Linked DNA regions of Homo sapiens: region 1 is linked to region 2. A link is a loop called in an ENCODE intact Hi-C map of the cell type or tissue named here. Cell type or tissue: psoas muscle. All regions are shown on one strand. Links, peaks and the distances in the headings refer to the core of each region. The heading gives the core; the rest is flanking DNA. Region 1 has its middle 21 kb from the start of TCERG1. Region 2 overlaps RBM27-POU4F3 (RBM27-POU4F3 readthrough).

The links. Peaks named below come from ENCODE experiments on the same cell type or tissue, not always from the same donor. Only the 100,000 strongest peaks of a DNase experiment are listed, where the experiment ranks them.
Region 1: it touches region 2 in a loop (5-fold over the local background); 94 of 110 quality-filtered maps call a loop at or near these places.

Annotation. Positions count from the first base shown.
Region 1 is chr5:146,421,427-146,432,047 of GRCh38, reverse strand. No RefSeq gene overlaps it. Among named protein-coding and RNA genes, the nearest start is that of TCERG1, 21 kb to the left of the region's middle. In psoas muscle, for the core only: a CTCF peak has its summit at 4,702 (motif pointing right); no DNase peak of the experiment used is centred there.
Region 2 is chr5:146,286,463-146,297,083 of GRCh38, reverse strand. All of the region lies in intron 18 of RBM27-POU4F3 (RBM27-POU4F3 readthrough), which reads right to left. It overlaps RBM27 (RNA binding motif protein 27), which reads right to left. Exons shown (of 21, transcript NM_018989.2): 21 at 7,861-10,621. Among named protein-coding and RNA genes, the nearest start is that of POU4F3, 47 kb to the left of the region's middle. In psoas muscle, for the core only: a CTCF peak has its summit at 5,427 (motif pointing left); no DNase peak of the experiment used is centred there; H3K27ac peaks cover 896 bases.

The sequences.
Region 1 (10,621 bases), core at 924-8,923, 140 kb before region 2:
CCTCCTGAGTAGCTGGGATTACAAGCATGCACCACCATGCCTGGCTAATTTTGTATTTTTTTTAGTAGAAACGGGGTTTCTCCATGTTGGTCAGGCTGGTCTCGAATTCCCAACCTCAGGTGATCTGCCTGCCTCGGCCTCCCAAAACGCTGGGATTACAGGCGTGAGCCACCATGCCCGGCCTATGAACAGACACTTTTTGAAAGAAGACATACATGCGGCCAACAATCATATGAAGAAAAGCTCAACATCACTGATCATTAAAGAAATGCAAATCAAAACCATAATGAGATACCATCTAACAGCAGTCAGAATGGCTATTACTAAAAGGTGAAAACAAAACAAAACAAAAACAGATGCTGGCAAGGTTGTAGAGAAAAAGAAATGCTTACACACTGTTGATGAGAGTGTAAATTAGTTCAGCCATTGTGGAAGACAGTGTGGCGACTCCTCAAAGACCTAGAGACAGAAATATTATTCAACCAAGCAATCTCATTATTGGGTATACACCCAAAGGAATATAAAGCATTCTATTATAAAGATACATGCACACGTATGTTCATTGAAGTACTATTCACAATAGCAAAGACATGGAATCCACCTAAATGCCCATTGATGATAGACTGGATAAAGAAAATGTGGTACATATATGCCATGGAATACTATGCAGCCATAAAAAAAGAAGGAGATGATGTCCTTTGTAGGGACATGGACAGAGCTGGAGGCCCTTATCCTTAGCAAACTAACACAGGAACAGAAAACCAAATACTGCATGTTCTCACAAGTGGGAGCTAAATGATGAGAACACATGGACACATAGAGGGGAACAACACACACTGGGGCTGTTCAGAAGGTAGAGAGTGGGAATAGGGAAAGGATCAGGAAAAATAATTAATGGGTACTAGGCTTAATACCTGGGTGATGAAATAATCTGAACAACAAACCCCCATGACACAAGTTTACCTATGTAACAAATCTGCACATGTATCCTGGACTTAAAATCGACGTTAAAAAAAAAGAGTTGTTGTGAAGATTAAATGAATATAAGCCCATTTAAGGTGTTTAGAACAGGGCTCATAAGAAGTACACAATAAATATTAGCTATTACCATTACCATAAATATAATTTTTACTCTTAAAATTTGATTTCCTATTGCTATCTTTATCTCTGAGTCTTTGTCTCTGTTTTGCCTAGCTCTCTCTGTTGCCTAATGTTGTTCAATGTTCTCATCCCGTTGAATAAGAAATGAGTAAATAAACCATTAATCTGCTGTTCAATTTATAAGGGATATTTCTGGCAAAAATAACCAACACAAATTAAAACTGAAAATGGCTATGACTGATTGTATGTGGTAAAAATGTGATATTGACTAAAAATGGAGCAAATCTTGAAATGCAGATCTGCAAAATTTGACCCAGGAAAATTGGATCTGGTAAAAATAAGTCACTGAAGAAACCTCACACAAATAATACCTAAAATTGGTACAATTTGATGCAGACAGAACTCTTGATGATTAAATTTTCACTCTAAAATTTACATAAAGAACTGCCAGACATAACTTTAGGGCAAGCACAGTGGTTCATGCCTGTAATCCCAGCACTTTGGGAGGCCGAGGTGGGTGAATCACTTGAGCCCAGGAGTTTCAGACCAGCCGGGACAACATGGTGAAACCCCATCGCTACAAAAAATACAAAAATTAGCCTGGCATGTGGCACGCGCCTGGGGTCCCAGCTATTTCTTGGGAGGCTGAGTTGGGAGGATCAATTAAGCCTAGGAGGTTGAGGCTGCAGTGAGTCGTGATCATGCCACTGTACTCCAGCATGGGCGACAGAGTGAGACCCTGTTTCAAAAAAAAAGAAAAGAAACCACTTTAGGAAACCAAAAAGAATTAATCCCCAAAATTAAAACAACGTTATGTAATATAAAAATTGATTCAAAAATATATTGGTGTTTATTATTTATTAAGGCTAATTATTATGTTGAGTTTATTGGAATTTATTGGGGTTATTGGTGTTTGTTCCTGAAATTGCTCTCTCAATGAGCAGGCAATAATTTTGCATAATTTTTATTCAATGTCAAAATGTCATTAGGATCCAAAGGATAGGGGTCAGGATGGGATTATGGATCAAGATGTGTGTGTGTGCACATGTATGTGTGGTGTGTGTGGAAGAAAAGTTAAGAGCGAGCAAAAGGCAGAGTGGCCCCAGAAGTGGAGCAGCATGCAGGATATGCCCATACTATTAGGAGCCTCAGTTTATCCTGGTTGATGTGCCAGAGCCGAGCGGCATACAGGCTTCAGGATCATGCCAACCTGCATTTAAAAAGGTCACAGGCTATGTCGCCCTGCAAAGGTCCCCACCTCCCCAGCCTCAGCCTCTTGATCTCAACATGAGAATCATAGTAGTACTCACCTCAACAGGTTATCAGGAGGACCACAAGAGCTAATGCCCTTGGCAGGTACCTGGCATGCAATCAGCCTTCAATATTGATATTGGCCACAATTATTTACTATTGTTTTACTTTTTAAGTGTGGATGTGCTCTCAGAAGAAGTTACTCACCTAGCTGCCTGTCCTAGATGTGTAACTTCTTCTGGATGGGGTCTTCATATCATGTTTCTTTGCCCCCAGCCTGGTTTCCAGAATCCCAGCACAATGTCATGTTTATTATAGGATACCAGCGATTTTTAGCTGAATGTTGACTGGACATGAAAGAGAGAGAAAAAAAATAAAGGGAGAGAAAGAAAGAGGTTGGGGGGTCAGGGCTGTGAGACATATGGGGTGCATCAAAGGATTGCTAGACAGATGGTAAGCAGGGGAGCAGCTCAAGGCAGAGAGAACACCTGGGCTATGTACTAATTAGCTGACAGGTGGGTCAAGGATTGGAAAAAGTAGGAAACAGTATGTTGTTTATTCCCCGGAATCAGAGGCTGCCTGAGGCCAGGTTCACTAATGCCCCTACTCCTCCTGGCTAAGTTCTACAAGTTCAGAATACATTCCACTTCACCTTGAAGAAGCCCTGGGCCACGGGACGGAAGCTTTGCTGACAGGTTTCATAACTGGGCCTTTCACTTAAGGTTCTGAGCCACTTTGGCCTCAGCCAGCACTGCACTTCCTCCAGTCATATCTTCCCCGAAACTAAAATACAGCTTGGAAAGACAGTCTGGTGCCCTCACCGTCGCTGTGGCTTCCTCAAGCCATGACATGCTCTTTTATGAGCCTGCGGGGCTGTAATTCTCATCACCTGACATTTATGGGAGGCTTCGTATTAGCAAACGGCTTTATGGCCATTTTTATGAGGGATGCCTCTCTGAACCCTGTCAGGTGTAATCACCCAGACTAGGCAGGAGGAGAGAGCATGGTGGGCAGGCAAATGGCCCTGGCCCACTGGCCAGCAAAGAGCCAGGGATGGAGCCTGCAGGTGCCACTGCTCTTCAAACGTGTGTCATAGCTGATTTTCTTGTCCTCACAGCCTTGGCAGCTCTCTCCGTGTCACTGTCCTCCACATCCAACCCACCAGAGGGTCCTGAAGGTGAGACCACCAAAGCCACCTCATATCCATTCATTTCTGTCCATCTTCCCAGCTTGACTCCCACACAGCACCACCTGGCTCTGTCTCCTCCTCTTGCCCCGCTGCCCTACTGTCCATCATCCACACAGAAGACAAAATAATCCTCTAGATGATTTTTGTTTTGTTTTGAGATGGAGTCTCGCTCTGTCAGTCAGCTTGGAGTGCAGTGGTGCGATCTTGGCTCACTGCAACCTCCGCCTCCGAGGTGCAAGCAATCTTCGTGTTTCAGCCTCTGGATCAACTGAGACTACAGGTGCGTGGCACCACGCTCAGCTAGTTTTTGTATTTTTAGTAAAGACAGGGTTTCACCATGTTGTCCGGGCAGGTCTTGAACTCCTGACCCCAAGTGATCCACGCACCTCGGCCTCCCAAAATGCTGGGATTACAGGCGTGAGCCACTGCGCCCGGCTTCTCTAGATGTTAATATAGTTATTTAATGTATGCACTTTTTAAACTTTCTGATATTTCTGGGAAAAAAAAATCTTTATTGATACCCTGTAGCGAGTATGTACTATTAAAAAAAATAGTCCTTGAAAGACAAAAATAGCAAATGCTCAATAGCTTCCTCTTCTGAATAAAATGTATCCCAAACAAAATCCCAGCTCCTGGGCAAAATACTGGGACCCTCTGTGAACTGGTACTTGCCCACTTCTCTGGCCTCTCCACACAGCCCTCTGCTCCTGCACGGAGTTCAAGGACCCAGGGAGCACTTTTCTGTCTCTGGAGTTTACACCCACTTCTCTCTCTGCATGAAAAGCTCTTGGCCTCTCCTGGCACAGCTGGCGTTGTCACAACCTTCCATTCTTAAATTGCCTGCCATCCCCCTGTACCCCGTCTCCCCCACCCACACATCTCCACATTAGCCTGTTAACGTTCAGAGCACTTTCAACAACCTTAAAATGTTTCCTGTTTGTTGACATACAAAATTGGTTTCCTTTGGCAGATTGTAAGTTTCATGAGAACAAGCACCTGCTCTGTAATTTTTGCTACTGTACTCAATGCTTTGCACATCACCTGCACCAAGTATAAGCTGAGTAAATAGGTGTTGAAAAAGTAAATGAAAAAATGGAATGGTAATTGAAAAACCTCTCTCCTCTCAAACCACACGTTAGTCTTCATTTTCATCAGTAGAGGGCAGCAAAGACTTTGCATTATCTAACTTTTCTGGCGTTTCTGCCAGAAAACTTATTCTCCTTTGCCCAGTAGTAGACTCTGGTTGTCAGGAGTTTTAGGAAAATACTCAGCCTTACAAACTCTTCCCTCTCCTTATTTCTGGAGTTGTCTTCACTCTGAATTATTTACAGGTGTTTTTGTTTTTCTAAGATTTCAGGCTGACAATGTTCCTTAAGAAATGAAAGCACATGTATCTACTAAACCAAAAAAGAAACCCCAGTGGCCTGGAGCCTGTACCTGCCTGCCCGACGAATTACTGGGGGGAAAGATGCTTATATCATATCCTACAGCTGTTTAGGACTTAAGGCTCGGCAGCTCTCCCTTATGGTGTGTAGGAGGGGCAGGTACCAGAGAAGCAGCTGCTACTTGTGTTGTGAGCACTTGCAAGAGCAAGTTGTGCGTGGGTTTATGGTTCTGTCTTCTATTTGCATCTGTTTCTGCTTATTCCATCTTCTGTTCTACACACCCCTACCTTCCACTCCCCAAGGCAAGAATTTCACCATTCCCTGCCTTTGTGCGCTCCCATGGTGGCTTCACCCAGAGTACACCCTGAACCTGGGTAATCAGAAGTAGAATCAGTGTCCACCCTGTTTTAGAATGGTATTTTCACTCACCTTCTGTCCAGCAAATATTTAAGAGTCCTCCTACATATTAGGCATGGGTTTGTGCTCTGTGAATACCGATGCTCCATTTGGTGGAAAGGCCCATTACAGGATCAAAAGGGGAGCATGATTTCTCAACCTCAGTACTATTGAGATTTTGGACAAAGTAATTTTCTGTCATAGGAGCATTCTAGGATGTTTCGCAACACCCCGGCCTCTACCCATTAGATGGAAGTAGCATCCACCCCCCAAGCTGTAATAACCAAAAATGCCTCCAGACATTGCCAAAAGTGGGGGTGGGGAGGAATTCCTACCCCCAACCTTGAGAACCAGTACTTTAAGGGGATCATAGTGGATGCCGTTGGGATATCTTTGCGGCCTTACATCAGTGACCCCTTTCTCCTAATACTCCTCCTCCTTACCCACTATTTATCTGTTGTGACCTGAAGCCCATGGACTTGACAGATTGGACATCTGACCCAACTTAGGCTTCTCAGCTTCTCTCCTCTGGGAATTTGAAAGTAGGACCGAGGGACTGTCTACCACATGGGCTCTCAGCAGCGTCAAAACTTTAATGAGAATTCAGGAGATGTGGGTGGATGTATGATAATAACATTGGAGACCAGATGCGAAGATATTTGCTTATCTACTGCAGAGATAAGAATAAAATGCTCAGTAGAGAAACACAGAGACAAGAGTCAAAGAGAAGCCACCTGGTGCTAGCACTTTCTAAGGCCTGGCTACACTTCCTACAATTCTTGCCTTAGATAGTAAGACATTCCTGAACATTTTAAACTAATTCCTCTTTGATGCCAGGGCAGTATTTTGTTCTGTTACTGGCCAATAAGGAGTTCTGACTAGTCCATTCTATGTGGCCTGGAACTGAAATCTTAACCAGAAAACATCAGGGATCCAGGCAGCTGGGGGAGCCATTTCTAACCCTAAGGGCAGCTTCACTGACTCAGACCATGTGCTCTATTTCACTTTCCCTACCAAATGGCTTTCTCACCCTCTATCACTACAGGGATAGAGATGGTGTTTTCTTTTGTCTTAACCTTGGCTTATCCATGGCTCATGTCCTCAACTTCTTGTCCATTCACCATCAGCTGGACTGCTAACAGCACACACAAGTTGCGTTTCTAGGCTTAGTTTCCTGAGCGGGGGGAGTCTGGTTGGCTCCTGTGGCCAACACCGCTGGCTGCCCACTCAGCAACCACCCTCCTCATCAGGTTTGTTCAGGTGAACAACCTCAGGTGGTGAATACATCATTGGTTTGTAAGAGCGCTGAGAGGTAAGGGAACTTTTGCGGGGCTGGGGGGCGGATTATGGGAAAGAGTGTTATCCCTGATACGAGACGGGGAGGCCTGAGAGGGAGCTGGCCCACCCGCTTCCTGCCTGCTTTGGATGTCACATGAGGACATGATGCATGACGCGGTTGTACCTATCATGCACCCATGAGGCAAAGCCAAGAGAACGACAGAGAAACTGACAGAAGAGGGCGTCAACATCCTTGAGCTGACAAACTGACCAGCCCTCGAGCCACTTACCTTCAGACTTCTTGTTACATGAGGTATCCTTAAGGTTTAAGCTACTTTGACTCGGGTGTCCTGTTACTTGAAGCCAAGAGGATCCTGACCAATATAGAATAGCTCATCTTTTCAGGCCATGTGGCTTAGGTCCTAGGTCTCTAGCTGTGAATCTGTAGGTTGACTGCCTTGGGGCCAGGCATCCACCGGCAGCCCACATGTTTATGCCTCCCTAACTCCCAACCTTTTATTTTGAAAATGTTTAAACCTACAGAAAAGTTTAAAAAGAAAATACAATGAACTCTCAAATATCCTTCACCTGCAATCACCCATTGTTAACATTTCACTACTCTTGTTTATTGTACATAACTCCATATACGTATATGGGTGTTTTTCATAGACAGATAGATAGATAGTGGGGTTTGGGGGCTGAAAATTGGAAAGTACATTAAAAACTTTATGAAGCTTCACTCCATAGTACTTTGGCATTTACCTCCAAAGAAACAAGGACATTTTCCTGTATAACCAAATTGTCAATCTAATAGATTCAACATTGAGGTATTATCTAATATTTTAAAAGTCTTATTAAATATATATAGCTTTTCCCCCAGTACCACCCTTTGAAGCTTTACTTGTTTTGTTTTGTCTTAGTTTTGCCTTTGTTTTTGTTTTTATCCGGGATTCATCAAGAATCACATGCTGTTTTAGCTGTCACGTCTCTATAGTCTATTTTAGAACAGTTCTCTTGACATTTGCGGGGAAATGGGGAGAGGGCCTTCAGGTCAGTTCTTTTATAGAATGTCCCACAATTTGGATTATCTGGATATTTCTTCAGAATTAGATTTAGTTAAAGACTTTTAGCAAAAACTTCTACAGAAGTGATGTTGGGTCCCTCTCAGTGTTCATAACAAGAGGCATATGATATCACTGTGCCCTGTTATAGGTGATGCTAAATTTAATCCTCTGATTAAGGTGTTGCCTGCTAGAATTCTTCACTGTAAAGGTATATTTCCCCACTTTATAATTAATAAGTAATCTCTGGGATGGTACATGGAGGATATGAAAATATCTTGTTCCTCCACAACTTTTACCATGTTCTAGCATTCATTAATAAACTTTGACTGAATCAATTATAATGTTGGTGATTGCAAAAATCACAATTTTTCTAATCCTATCATTTCTTCCACATTTACAAGCTGGCATTCTGCTGTTTAAGCAAATGCTCTCCTCTCATACTCACCTTTTAATGTTCTTGAGTATCACTGTCAACTAGGAAAAATCATTACCATCGGTTTTCTTTTCAATTCTCAATTTGTCCCAAATTAGGCCAACGGGAGCCCCTTCCAGTTGGTCTCTGTGTCCTTCTGACATATGCCTGTTGGTTTTGAGTGCTTCTTTACTTATTTCACGATTCTGTAGCAGAGGAGGTCCCAGGCTCATCTTGCACTTTCTTTGCTCCAGACATTGAATCAGCCATTTCTCCAAGGAGATTCAGTTTCTTTTAGTGGAAACCTTCAGTTCTTAGAAAAAAAAATGAGTAGGAAGAGTGCTCTTGCTATTGGAGTCTCATTGCCTCTAGGCCCTTTCAGTAGACAGAGCCAGAAAGTATATTTTATTTAAAATCATTAATTTATCTGAATCCCCCAACTCCAATCCAATACCAGCAGTTCTTCCTCTTGTCCTCCCAGTCCATATTTTTATCTTTTTCATTTTTTTGAGACAAGGTCTTGCTCTGTTGCCTGGGTTGGAGTCCCATGGCAATATCATAACTCACTGCAGTCTCAACCTCCCAGACTCCAGCAATCCTCCTGCCTCAGCCTCCCAAGTAGCTGGGACTACAGGTACATACCACCTTACCCAGCTAATTTTTTTTTTTTTTATAGATGGGGTCTTGCTTTGTTGCCCAGGCTGGTCTCGAATCCCTGGACTCAAGTGATCCCACCTTGACCTCCCAAAGGGCTGGGGTTACAGGCGTGAGCCACTGCGCCCAGCCCATATTTTTACCTCTCTTTTCTCAAAGGAAGAATGCTGGTTTTCATGAACATCACTATATTTACTCTTCTGCTCTCTTCTATAATACTCAATAATATTAGACTTACTACATCAACACCACTACCAACAACAAACCTAACAAAGTTCAAGATTACAGTTTTAAAAAATGTCCTTAGAATGTAGCCCACTTAAAAGTAGAAGTCTGTTTAAAAGCCTTTAAACCTTGAAATAGGTTCGTTTGTTTCTTTTTAAATTCAACATTAGGGTTTTCCTATCCTTATTGATTATATATATATACTTTTTTTTTCTTTGAGACAGAGTTTAACTCTTTCATCCAGGCTAGAGTGCAATGGTGTGATCTCTGCTCACTGCAACCTCCGCCCCCTGGGTTCAAGTGATTCTCCTGCCTCAGCCTCCCGAGTAGCTGGGATTACAGTCCAAGTCTGAAGATCTAAGAACTAGGGAAGCCAGTTGTGAAAATCCCAGTCCGAGGGCAGAAGACAGATGTTCCAGCTCAAGCAGGCAGGCAGGAAGCAAAAAAGGGCCAAATTCCTTCTTTTAGACAGTCTCGCTCTGTCACTCAGGCTGGGGTGCAATGGCGCAATCTTGGCTCACTGCTACCTCCACCTCCTGGATTCAAGCGATTCTCCTGCCTCAGCCTCCTGAGTAGTTGGGATTAGAGGCACCTGCTACCATGCCCAGCTAATTTTTTGTATTTTTTTTTTTTTTTTTTGCTTTTAGTAGAAACGGGGTTTCACCATGTTGGCCAGGTTGGTCTCATACTCCCGACCTTAGGTGATCTGCCAGCCTTGGCCTCCCACAGTGCTGGGATTAGAGGCGTGAGCCATGGCGCTTAGCCTCCCTGTCTTTTTGTTCTAGTCAGGCCCTCAATGAATTGGATGATGCCTACCCACATTGGGGAGGGCCATCTATTTAACTGAGTCCATTGATTCAAATGTTAGTCTCACCCCAAAACACCCTTACAGAGACATTCACAGAAATGATGTTTAATCTGGGTACCCCATGGCACGGTCAAGTTGACATAAAATTAACCATCACATACACACACATATATTGTTATTTAGCCTTTTTAAAAGCAAATATCTATGTCTATTTCTTTGCACATTACTTTTTTCACTTCATATTGTTTTATGTTATAAATATGCAAGCCTTTTATCGCACTAGTTTTTCATTATGTGATTTAGATTTCATTATGTCATTATGTGATATATTGTTCTCTCAATATATTTGGTATTTGGAAGGGTTTTGTTTTTAATGGTTACTTTTACATTTACGCTAAAATAACTTTAGTTCCCCCATCTTATTTTTATTACTATCTGTTGGTTCTCCAGCAATATAGAAATTAGTTAATTTCTTTTTTATTCTCTCATCCCTATCCATCAATATCTCATTTGAATAAACATCCTTTCATTATTATCTATTGGTTCTCCAGCAATATGAAAATTAGTTCATTTCTTGTTTACTCTCTCATCCCTACCCATCAATATCTCATTTGAATAAACACCCTTTTACCACATCAGTAACTATAAAACAATCAACAAGAATATTTTATTTTTTCTCTCTCTCACCATTCTCTGCTTTTAATTATTGTACAGTATCTACTTTGCCTGGATGTTTGCTGTTTTTATAACCATCATAGTTTTATGGGTAAAAGTACATCTAACATTCACCCTTCGTTCTTATGCCAATATCTTTCCATTTTGGTTGTCTAAAAAAATCTTTCTTTAGTACATTCCTCA
Region 2 (10,621 bases), core at 1,588-9,587:
AAAATAATTCGAGACAATCTGATGAAGCTTAGATCTGCTAATAGTGATGTACATTTCACAAAATACCTTCAGTGAACTCCCATTTAATGTTCATTGCAACCCTGTGAACATTAAATGGGTACTAATATTATAATGTTCATTTTATATGAGTAAACTGAGTCTTCTAAAGACTAAGAAGGTCAGGTGCAGTGACTACACCTGTAACCTTAGTGCTTTGGGAGGCTGAGGTAGGAGGATCACTTGAGCAAGGAAGTTGAGGCTACAATGAGCCGTGATAGCACCACTGCACTCCCACCAGGCAGCTTGGATGACAGAGAGAGACCTTGTCTCCAAATAAACGAAAAAAAAAAAGACAAACAAAACAAAAAAGACTAATCCCTACTCACAAGTAGCAAGAATTGAGATGTGAGCACAGTATCAAGCAATGGTTAAAAGCCCCACTTTGATGTCAGGCATAACGTGGTTTTAATTGTTGGCTTTGCTTTGAGACTATCGGTGACACAACTGCTCTATGCCCGAGTTTCCTCTTGCACAAAAAAGGAAAAATAATAGTATACCTCAGAGTTAAATAATAATGTTTAAGAAACTTAATAATGTTTAAGAAACAGCACAGTGAGTCACATAATGAGCAATGACATGGTAAACAATCTTATTTTGATCATAAGGCTCTACGGACCATTTTATGGCTGAGAAATGCCCAAGGTGTGGGAGATGAGCTACCTGCATCAGCTCTGCGGGCCCTGAGTTCTGCTTGCCATCCCTCTCTCAGGTCAAGAATACTAACATTGGCTGCGCGGGGTGGCTTATACCTGTAATCCCAACACTTTGGGAGGCCAAAGCGGGTGGATCACTTGAGGTCAGGATTTCGAGACCAGCCTGGCCAACATGGTGACACCCCGTCTCTACAAAAAATAAAAAAATTAGCCAAGTATGGTAGCACAAACCTGTAATCCTGCTGCTGGGTGGCTGAGGCACAAGAATCACTTGAACTCGGGAGGCAGAGGTTGCAGTGAGCCAAGACTGTGCCACTGCACTCCAGCCTGGGAAACAGGGTGAGACTCTCTCAAAAAACAAACAAAAAAGAGTGCGGACATAAAAGTACTGCATGGAGGGAAAAAAAAAAAAAGCACTGAATGAAAATGAAACCATGCTTAAAGAAACCAAGGCTTAATTTTATTTTTTTTAAAAAAAAGCAAGTATATTGTGATGTAGTAACTTCCACAATTCCTTTTCTAAATTTTCAACAATTTCTTCTTAGCACCATTAAAGTTGTGGTGAAATGAAATGAAAATTAACCAAATAAAAGGCAGAGAGATAGCTTGTTCTTCGTTCTCTCTCCTGGTTCTTCATTTAAGTCGTTTACTCGACAGTCATTAAAGTGCTTCTGTGTGCGGAATATTTTACCGTCTCATCTGTTTTCTTAATTTCTTATTTATGGCACACACACATACAAAAATCCATGTTTCTGGGCAAGAATGGTAAAGGATGACCCGACCAATCAAAATTCATTGTACTCTCTCTTTCCTTCCTTCCTTTCCTCTTTTTCTCTTTTTTTTCTTTCTTTTCTTTCCTTTTTTTTTTTTTTTCTTTTCTTTTTTTGAGATGGAGTCTCGCTCAGTCCCCCAGGCTGGAGTGCAGTGTCATGATCTTGGCTCACTGCAACCTCCGCCTCCTGGGTTCAAGTGATTCTCCTGCCTCAGCCTCCCAAGTAGCTGGGATTACAGATGCCCGCCACCACACCCAGCTAATTTTTGTATTTCTAGCAGAGATGGGGTTCCACCGTGTTGCACAGGCTGGTCTCAAACTCCTGGGCTCAAGTGATCCTCCTGCCTCAGCTTCCCAAAGTGCAATTTTTCTATTTTAAGTGTGCTGGTTTTCTTTGGATTCTGATTCATGCAGGCCATGCTGAAAGAAAGACAAGTGAAGCCATCTACTGTTACCACTTCTGCTACCCTAAGTCTATGAAGCATAAAACTGCCAGTGATGATAATCAAAACCTCAAAATGAATAAAAAGGCAATCCTCCATGGTTGTAAAACAGACGAGGCAAAATATGCTATGTTGTTTTTACAATATTGAAAGTTCTCTGAACACGTCTGAATGTACCAGTTAGGTTCTACTTTTCTTTTTCCAGATAAGACCATTTCTGAGAAATTGACAGGTGTCTATAACTCACAAATAGCTTTCCAAAAATACTAGGATCTCAGTACAGCTTTCCATAAAGAGTTCTTATGTAAGTCCTCACTCTTAAGTAGATTTTAATAATTTACTTCAATCTCTAGACTTTTCTTCAGCTTCATCTAATTTATCAATAATATTCACTTGAAAATTTAAAACAAAGAGTAGATGAAACTTCTTTGACATTCTTGGGGGCCTTGGGAGACCACACAGCACCATTCTATTGAGATGACTCCAAATAATTTCCACATGAATGGCTAAAGTGCAGAAATGTATAATTTATTAGGATTTAAATAAATCAGGGAGAAAAGTGCTTTAAAGTTATTGGTAGAAAATTTTCAAAAAATAAAGTTATAATTCTAAGAAATTAAGTTTCTACGTATAAAATATAAAATTCTTCCTTCCCTATATTTAACATTTCAAAGCAAAATATGCTGAAAAACTCTTTAATAACATGCATTTTTTTTTTTAGCATTCGATCACAGTAAAATTTTTAAAAAACACACGACATACTTCTGGAATCTTCACAGAGGAAAAAAAAGCACACGACATAATCCGATTTTATTTTTAGGGTGAAATACCTTTCTTAAAACATGTGCTGTGTGGCCAGGATGTTATAATCATTCTCTTTTGTCTCAGCAATTTCCCTGATACAATTTTCATATTGGAAATATTCCCTAATGCTACAAAATTTGTCAAGAATAAAAAACTTTTTCATTCAATCTCTTAGAACATGGCTAGTTTTCTCATGGGCTGTCAAAGAATAAAAAGTCCCCTCTTCTTCAAGGCCGCTTACATCTTTTTCTTTTTTCAGATAACTATTACCGTAACAACTACAAGTCAATAAACATTTTGAAGTTCTCCAAATAGCAAAAATTAGAAATCCACAAAGATTTGGAATGATCTAAGAAATCTGAACATGTAAAAAAAATCAACTCCCCAAACAGAACAATGACATGAACATCAGTTTTATTCACTGAGAATATACTTTTTAAAAATATGGCATAAACATAACTATAAATGAACACTGCTATTCTCAGCACTTTTTGTCTAGAAAATTCAGTGTTCTATATGAAAACATCATTAAAGCATGTAAACTTATTTATGTACGTGATTTTTTTAATGCCAAAGTTAAAAGGAAAAAGGCACGAGAAATATTGAAAAACACAAAGAAGCAAGGTAGAAATACTGCAAGATTATCATAATTCAATTTGTCACAGGGAAAAAAACATTTAAGATAAAATTGAAAACAAAATAACACAGGTTATGATATAGCCAAATTACTGTGAAATGTATCAAATTGGCTGGCTGTACATTGTGGAGGTCACAGAAAATTACTACTTTAAAATGTTCCCCCACAAATTAACATAAATAAACTGTTCTCTGTGGTTTCCAATATGCTACCTAAAAACACAGTGTTGCTCCCCAAGGGAGTCTGGTTCCAATCCAAGGCAGATGAGATAGATGGAGCCAGAATGGCAGTGTTTGAGACACTAATAAAAAAGACCAGTGACATTCTACAGACTTGCAATATTCTATTTTATTAGAAGCAGTGGAGCACAGAGGTTAAGAACTTGAGCTCCAGAGTCAGACCTGTGTTCAAATGCTGACTCCATCACTACAAGGTTGTGTGACCTCAGGAATGCAACTTTATCTCTCTGAAACTGTTTTCAAAGCTGAATAAGGTGGTAAGAACACCTTCCTCAAAGGCTGTGGTAAGCACAGAATGTAGGCAAACTACTCACTCCACTAATTGGGTCACAGTCTGCATTCAGTCCATGAGTTATTTCCTCAAAGTGAGTTGAAAATTATCAATCAGGTTAATTCAAAGTATTTGTTTGGTACCATGGTATTATAAGAAAGTCAGGTTTTATTGCTTAAGGAATTCCAAAAGAAAAGTACATAGACAAGAGGGTAGAAATACTGAAATGTGTTAGTAACTTGTAACTCCATGATGAGTTCTGATTTCACTACTTTGCAGACTTAATGGTTTTCTCCTTTGCATTTCTGAAGATATGGGAATATTCTTATGGACATGTCCCCAATCTTTCTTTTTGCACTTTAGAAGCTGGGAAAGGTCAGACATGTAGAGACAAGTGACACACTTGCCCAAGAGTAAGAAAAGTGGCAAAGGCAGTTAGTTATGTTTTATATAGGGCTTATCTATTTCTTACATTTCTTATAAACTTATAGGGATATGTTTGAAAAAGGTGAAATTCAATGGCACAATGTTAGAATATATATTTTTAGATATCAAAATTGGTTCACTTTAAATTGTTGATGGCTAAGTGAACTCTAAATTAAGTGCAAAATTTAATTCAAAGCCAAATAATCTTTTATTGATTTATAGCCCTTAAAGAGTTGTAGTTGTGGGCCAGGCACGGTAGCTCACGCCTGTAATGCCAGCACTTTGGGAGGCCGAGGCGGGTGGATCACAAGGTCAGGAGTTGGAGACCAGCCTAGCCAATATGGTGAAACCCCATCTCTACAAAAATACAAATAGTAGTCGGGCGTGGTGGCACATGCCTGTAGTCCCAGCTACTCGGGAGGCTGAGGCAGGAGAATTGCTTGAACCTGGGAGGCGGACGTTGCAGTGAGCCGAGATTGTGCCACTGACTCCAGCCTGAGCCACAGAGCGAGACTCCGTCTCAAAAAAAAAAAAAAGAAGAAAGAGCTGTAGTTTTATGGACTTCACAGCTTTTTAAAAAATATACAAATAAGTACTGCAGAGTGATTTGAATTGCATAAAATGTAGCACCAATATATTAATATTCCACTCCCTTCCCAAGACAAGTAATGACAAAAATATAAAACTGTAGGCAAGTTTAAAACGTCACTGAGTTGTCTTGCTTCTAAAATTAAAAACTACAAAATACCCTTCAAGAAAAAACATCAAGTAAAAAAAAAAAAAAAGGAAAAACAGAAGATAAAGTAATAACATTTTATATTCAAAATAGTTTCTACAATGTCACGGCAAGGAAGACAGTGACTTTAAAATGCACTCCATCAGGCAACTCAATAGGCTGTTTTTCCAAACTGTAATTTTGAAAGCCATATAGTGGGTCCTGACAAGAATTTTTATCTAATAGGATGAAAATATCAGGTGCATATTGGGTAGGTATTGTTTTGTAAACTTTTGTTTCGTGTGTGTATACTGGGTTGCAATGCAAAAGGTGTCTCATTTTGAGTTGCTGTGAAAAAAGATTCAGTCCCTGTTCCAAGACTAAATTTTGCCCTTTGGAGCCCCCTACAGGCTCTAAATGTTAATAACGTAAATCCTAAAGTAAATAAATAGCCCCACTGTTGGAGGGTGGTTCAGAAACTACCATTCAATAATTTATGCAGGAATACATGTTTACATAGATAAATAGGTAGCGTTTGGTCTAAGAACTCGAACTGACTATGTGAATAGTCTCAATCTTGAAGCAAAATTATCCTCAAGAAAAAATTAATTTGGCAAGGTATTAGCCCTTACAAATTAAATTTAAAATTAGAAGAAATATATCAGTATCTCACAGTGATAGAAGTCTGGAGGCAAACTAAGAAGTAAAATCACAAGGACTTTAGAAAACTATTAATAAGACATTCATCTTTATAAGGTTTTTACAAAGGCGTGTTAAGAATTTAATCAACAGAAATGGCTAAGTGCTGAAAAGGCGTGTTTCCGCCCCTATATTTGCCTTCAAAGAATTGAGTAAATTACAATTTTGAACAATCAAGTGCTAAACCTGAACTCCAACTCTACATATTATTTTAAGAATTAGTAGGTCACTATATTCAAACTAGTAAAACTCTTATGAAGTTGGCTGGGGGTGGTGGCTCAAGCCTGTAATCCCAGCACTTTGGGAGGCCAAGGTTAGAGGATCACTTAAGATCAGGAGTTCACGACTAGCCTGGCCAACACAGTGAAACCCTGTCTCTACTAAAAATACAAAAATTAGCCAAGATCATGCCACTACACTCCAACCCGGGCAACATAACAAGACTCCATCTCAAAAAAAAAAAAAAAAAAAAAAAAAAAAAAAAAAAAAAAAAAACACCTCTATGAAGTGGTCAGAAAACTGAAGTGGAAGTGAGGTCAGAAATTCAGGCTTATCTTTATCTAAAACAAGCTAAGCGGTCTTCTTTCCTTGCTGCTCTTTCACAAAAAAATAATTTAATACAATTGCAAAGAAAAAGTAACAGCAATGTTAATCGTGCTTATGTTAACGAACACCACTACCACCACCACCACCACAAAAAGAAATGCTTGCAGAAGCCTAAGAGTAGATGGAAACACAAATAACTCACAATCATCCAACACTATTCTGCCCTTGATTTCACCCCATATCAAATTGCCTATCTTAGAATGTTGAAATGGTTTAGTTAACCTAAGGTCAACTGGAGAACAGGGAAGAGGCCAAATGGTAGATGATCCTGTTGAAAGGAGAGATCTTGGCAATAAAACCAATTTAGCATAAATGAAGGTGATTCATAATACAAGCAGTAGCAGTAGATTGCCTTTTCTTTTTTCTTTTCTGGGTCAATTTTGGTTGGTCTCTCAAGTTAGGTCTTTCAGACTAAAAATGAACATAAAATGAGCAGCTCTGCACAGCAAGGTAATGTTGGTCCATTTAGTCTAAAGCAACCCTATCATCCAATATCCCCACATGTTGATAAACACAATTCTGTGTTTACGGTAACATATCTAGATCCAGATTTGACTGTATGCTGGGGCTTATTCAAAATTTATCCTTGGCTTTAGCACAATTTACTTCAAAATCAGTAAAAATATCACATAAAATCATTAATTTCTGTTAATGAGAGCTCCATCTTAGTAAAACATTTGATTTGTTCAATAGATATAACTATGTTCAGAATTTGCCTGCTCCCTCCAAAAAAGTCCCAGAACTAATGTTTATTGTAAATATATTTAGGATTAATTATGATCTACTCAAAGCAAATGGTGACAAACAGCTTATTTGCTATTTACATAATACATAAAATAAATTTTATTTGAAAGGAATGAAAATAACTTTACTCTCATTCTTTGAGTATTTTCTTGTATAAGCTGAAATTCAAAGAATGTTCCTTCTTAAACAATGCATAATCATTGGAGGGGGAATTTTATAATAGCATTTTTTAAAATGGGAAAACCAGGTGATACACTTCCCTTCTCTTTCTCATCACCACCCAGTCCTTAGTGCATAACATCACTATCTTCCCGTTTGTCCTTACAAATCTTTGTCACATTCAGAACTGATTTATGTTTAAATCATCTCTTCTAGGTGTTTTTTCCCTTCTCCCTATTCTACTTAAGGAAAATGTCCCTCCTACTGATGGCAGGCATAATGAATATCCTCAAGACAACATTAAAATAATTGCTTTCAAGAAACTGTTTTGTGCTTTTTTATCTGGGATACCAAGAACCATCCAGGAACAAAATAATGTGGCTATCAAAGGTTACTTACAAGTAGCATTTTAATACCTTCTCTTTCATTCTCCAGGCTACTCTGTTGAGAAAGTTATCCTACTTAATATTTAATAGCCAGTGACTTCGAACCCAACTTCATATTGAGTGATGTTCTCTCATGTTTATGAACACAACATAAAACACACATACATAGCCACTACTCACTCACTCTCACAAGCAAGCATACACACACATTTTCTTTCTTTCCAGAACAAGCCAGAATTACAGCTCTTTTGGTGATTGTTATAATTTTTGGAATGGTTCATAAATTTTCCAAATTCTTTTAAATTTGTAATACTTTCATCTTTTTTCTTTTTTTTTTCCAATTGTGAACCATTCCATATTGCATCTTTATTGCAAAAGTCAACATGCTTCTTAGAAATTCAGATTGTAATTGATAAAACAAACATTACATATATGAATTTAAATGTATAAACAGTTAGAAATTCAACAATATCTCCTATTATACTATTACACAAGTTCACAATTTTGTAAAAACTATAATACAGGCATACTATACATCAAGAGGAACCACTATTCCTTTTCACATGATTTTTTTCTTTTTTGAAATAATGATCCATCACCAAGGACCCCTTTCACCTTAACAAGACTGTTTTCCAATTTATCATCTTAGCTGGTAACAACATTTCTTCAATGTTACATAAAGAAATTGAGGGAAATTTTGCAATACTTGGGGTTACCTTTTTATCTTGGACAGTGATCCACTAGTATATCAGGCTGACCTAGTCAACTGGTGGCTATTATTGCTGATCAGCTACTTAAAAAGATGTCATACACATTAAGAGGGACAGAACTTGCTTTAGATGCTGTATGTTATTTCTGTAAATGAAGATGCCAAGAAAACATGTATGGCAGTTATTCACTTTTAAGTGAAATTCTAACAGTTGAAGATTTGATGGTGGAAGTAAATCCCAAAGGGGGCAGGGGATATATATAAACTATTTTATGCTAACCTGAAGTTTTCCAGTATTATAATTAACTCACTTCAAATTCATCTTTGAGTCAAACATGTTTTAAAATTCTTTGAAAGCACACTTTTAAAGTATTTTTAGTCCTGTTTAAGGTGTACTGAAAACTTATAGAAAGGGCCTCAAACCTTACTGAAAAAACTGTTTTTCACTTTAACACACTTCTATCTTCTGCCCCCAATACTAAAAAGTCAAATTTTCAACTTTTTACTGAGAGTGAAATAAGATGTCCATTTTGAGGTCAAAAAAATCATATGAAAAGGAATCTCATTCTGTTGAACTGTCTACTGAAATTTTTCTTAGAGTTCCATTTATTTACTGTAATTTTCAGTTTCCAAATACAAAAATACAACAATTCTTATTGAAATCTATACGCTGGTAGTTTTAGTACACAAAAAAAAAACCCAAACAAATTATTTACAAAATTATACAGTTTAAGAAAAAACTTTGTACAAAAAATATATAAATCCTTTGTTCCCTCTATCACGTTTAAACTGTCAGGACTCAAAATATTCACCACAATGAATCTTTCAAAATATATACTGACTGAGCCACAGACATCAAGAAAAATTTCATTAGAGATGATGGAGGAGTAAGGAGCAAGATTGTGTATTCTAGATACACCATTCTGATGTTTTCCTTCTTTTATAAGCTTATTTTACCTTCAGTGTTACTAGAAATATAACAATAACCTAGAAAAAGGAAGTCCTCATTATTATGAAAGAAAATTATATGAACTTAAAAATGACCCTGGTTTGACACATCATTCCAGGAAAACATGTAGAAGAATAAAGATTATCAGAACGTGGGATTTAACTTCTTATAGCTAAGTAAATCTAGAATCCTGATGGTTTTAAGTTCTTAGTGAATAGTTTCTATATTGAGAAATTGTCTTTACCTCAGCAAACAAAATCCTTGATATAGTGGTCACCAAGACCCTTTTGGAGACAACAGGAGGTTTCAAATTTTCATACCACACATATATAAAAACACAGATGTGTATATCCTTGAAAAAGTGACAGCCTAGGTACATTAATCATTTTATTTTCCCAGGGGTCAGTACAGTGTAGTGTTGCTCCTCTGCTTTTCCATCTAACATTCAGAACACGAAGACATAAATTTACATATATATTTTACTTAACAGATACTCTACTCTATACAGTGTACAGTAAAAATGCACACAGTAAAGGAAACTGTCTACTGAGGGATGCGTATGTTCATGGATAGCAACAAGCTACAAAATTATGAAAAAATAAGGTCATCTGAACAAAGTCATATATGACTCCCATTTATTACTAGCATACTCAGCCCTCAACCCCCTCCCACCTCCACCCCCCACCCCCCAGTCACCTCACCATCATGGTTTAAATTTAGGAAAAGAATTTCAGACATTTTTAAACCCTTCTGTGTAACTATACTGAACTGAAGCTTCAAAAGAGGGAAAAAATAAAGCTGGTGATTCTCTTCTCCCCAAAATCCTTCCATCATTCTCATCAAAACATCACTTATTTATCCAGGTGCTGGTTTGAACCTTTTATTGGAGACTGCCTGCGGTTGCCCAAATGAACCACTTATATCAATGATGACTAAGTCAGGCCTATTAATAGAAAGGCAAGAGGAAGAAAAGGGGGACGAGAAAGGGGCAATAGGTGAAAGCCTTTTACATTCTGAGTTATAAAAATTTTTAAAAAGACCAGCCGAACCAGCGCTCACTAAATATCAAAGCAAACTAAGAATCAGTAGCAGGAAAAGTCCAGGAGTTCATATGACAAGAGAATGGAAATACTATAGAGCTAGCTACCATTGCTGTAGCATTTAAGAACACACAGTTTGTTGTGATTTTCACTGAACTAGTACTACCACACATAAAAACCATGAAAAACAAATTTAGACTGAATACAAATTGGGCTCCTCCAAAGTAAAAAAAAAAAAAAATTAAAATTAAAATAAACATATTTTTCTTCCAAGACCACTCTTGAAAGCAAAAGGGTATTTTAATTACA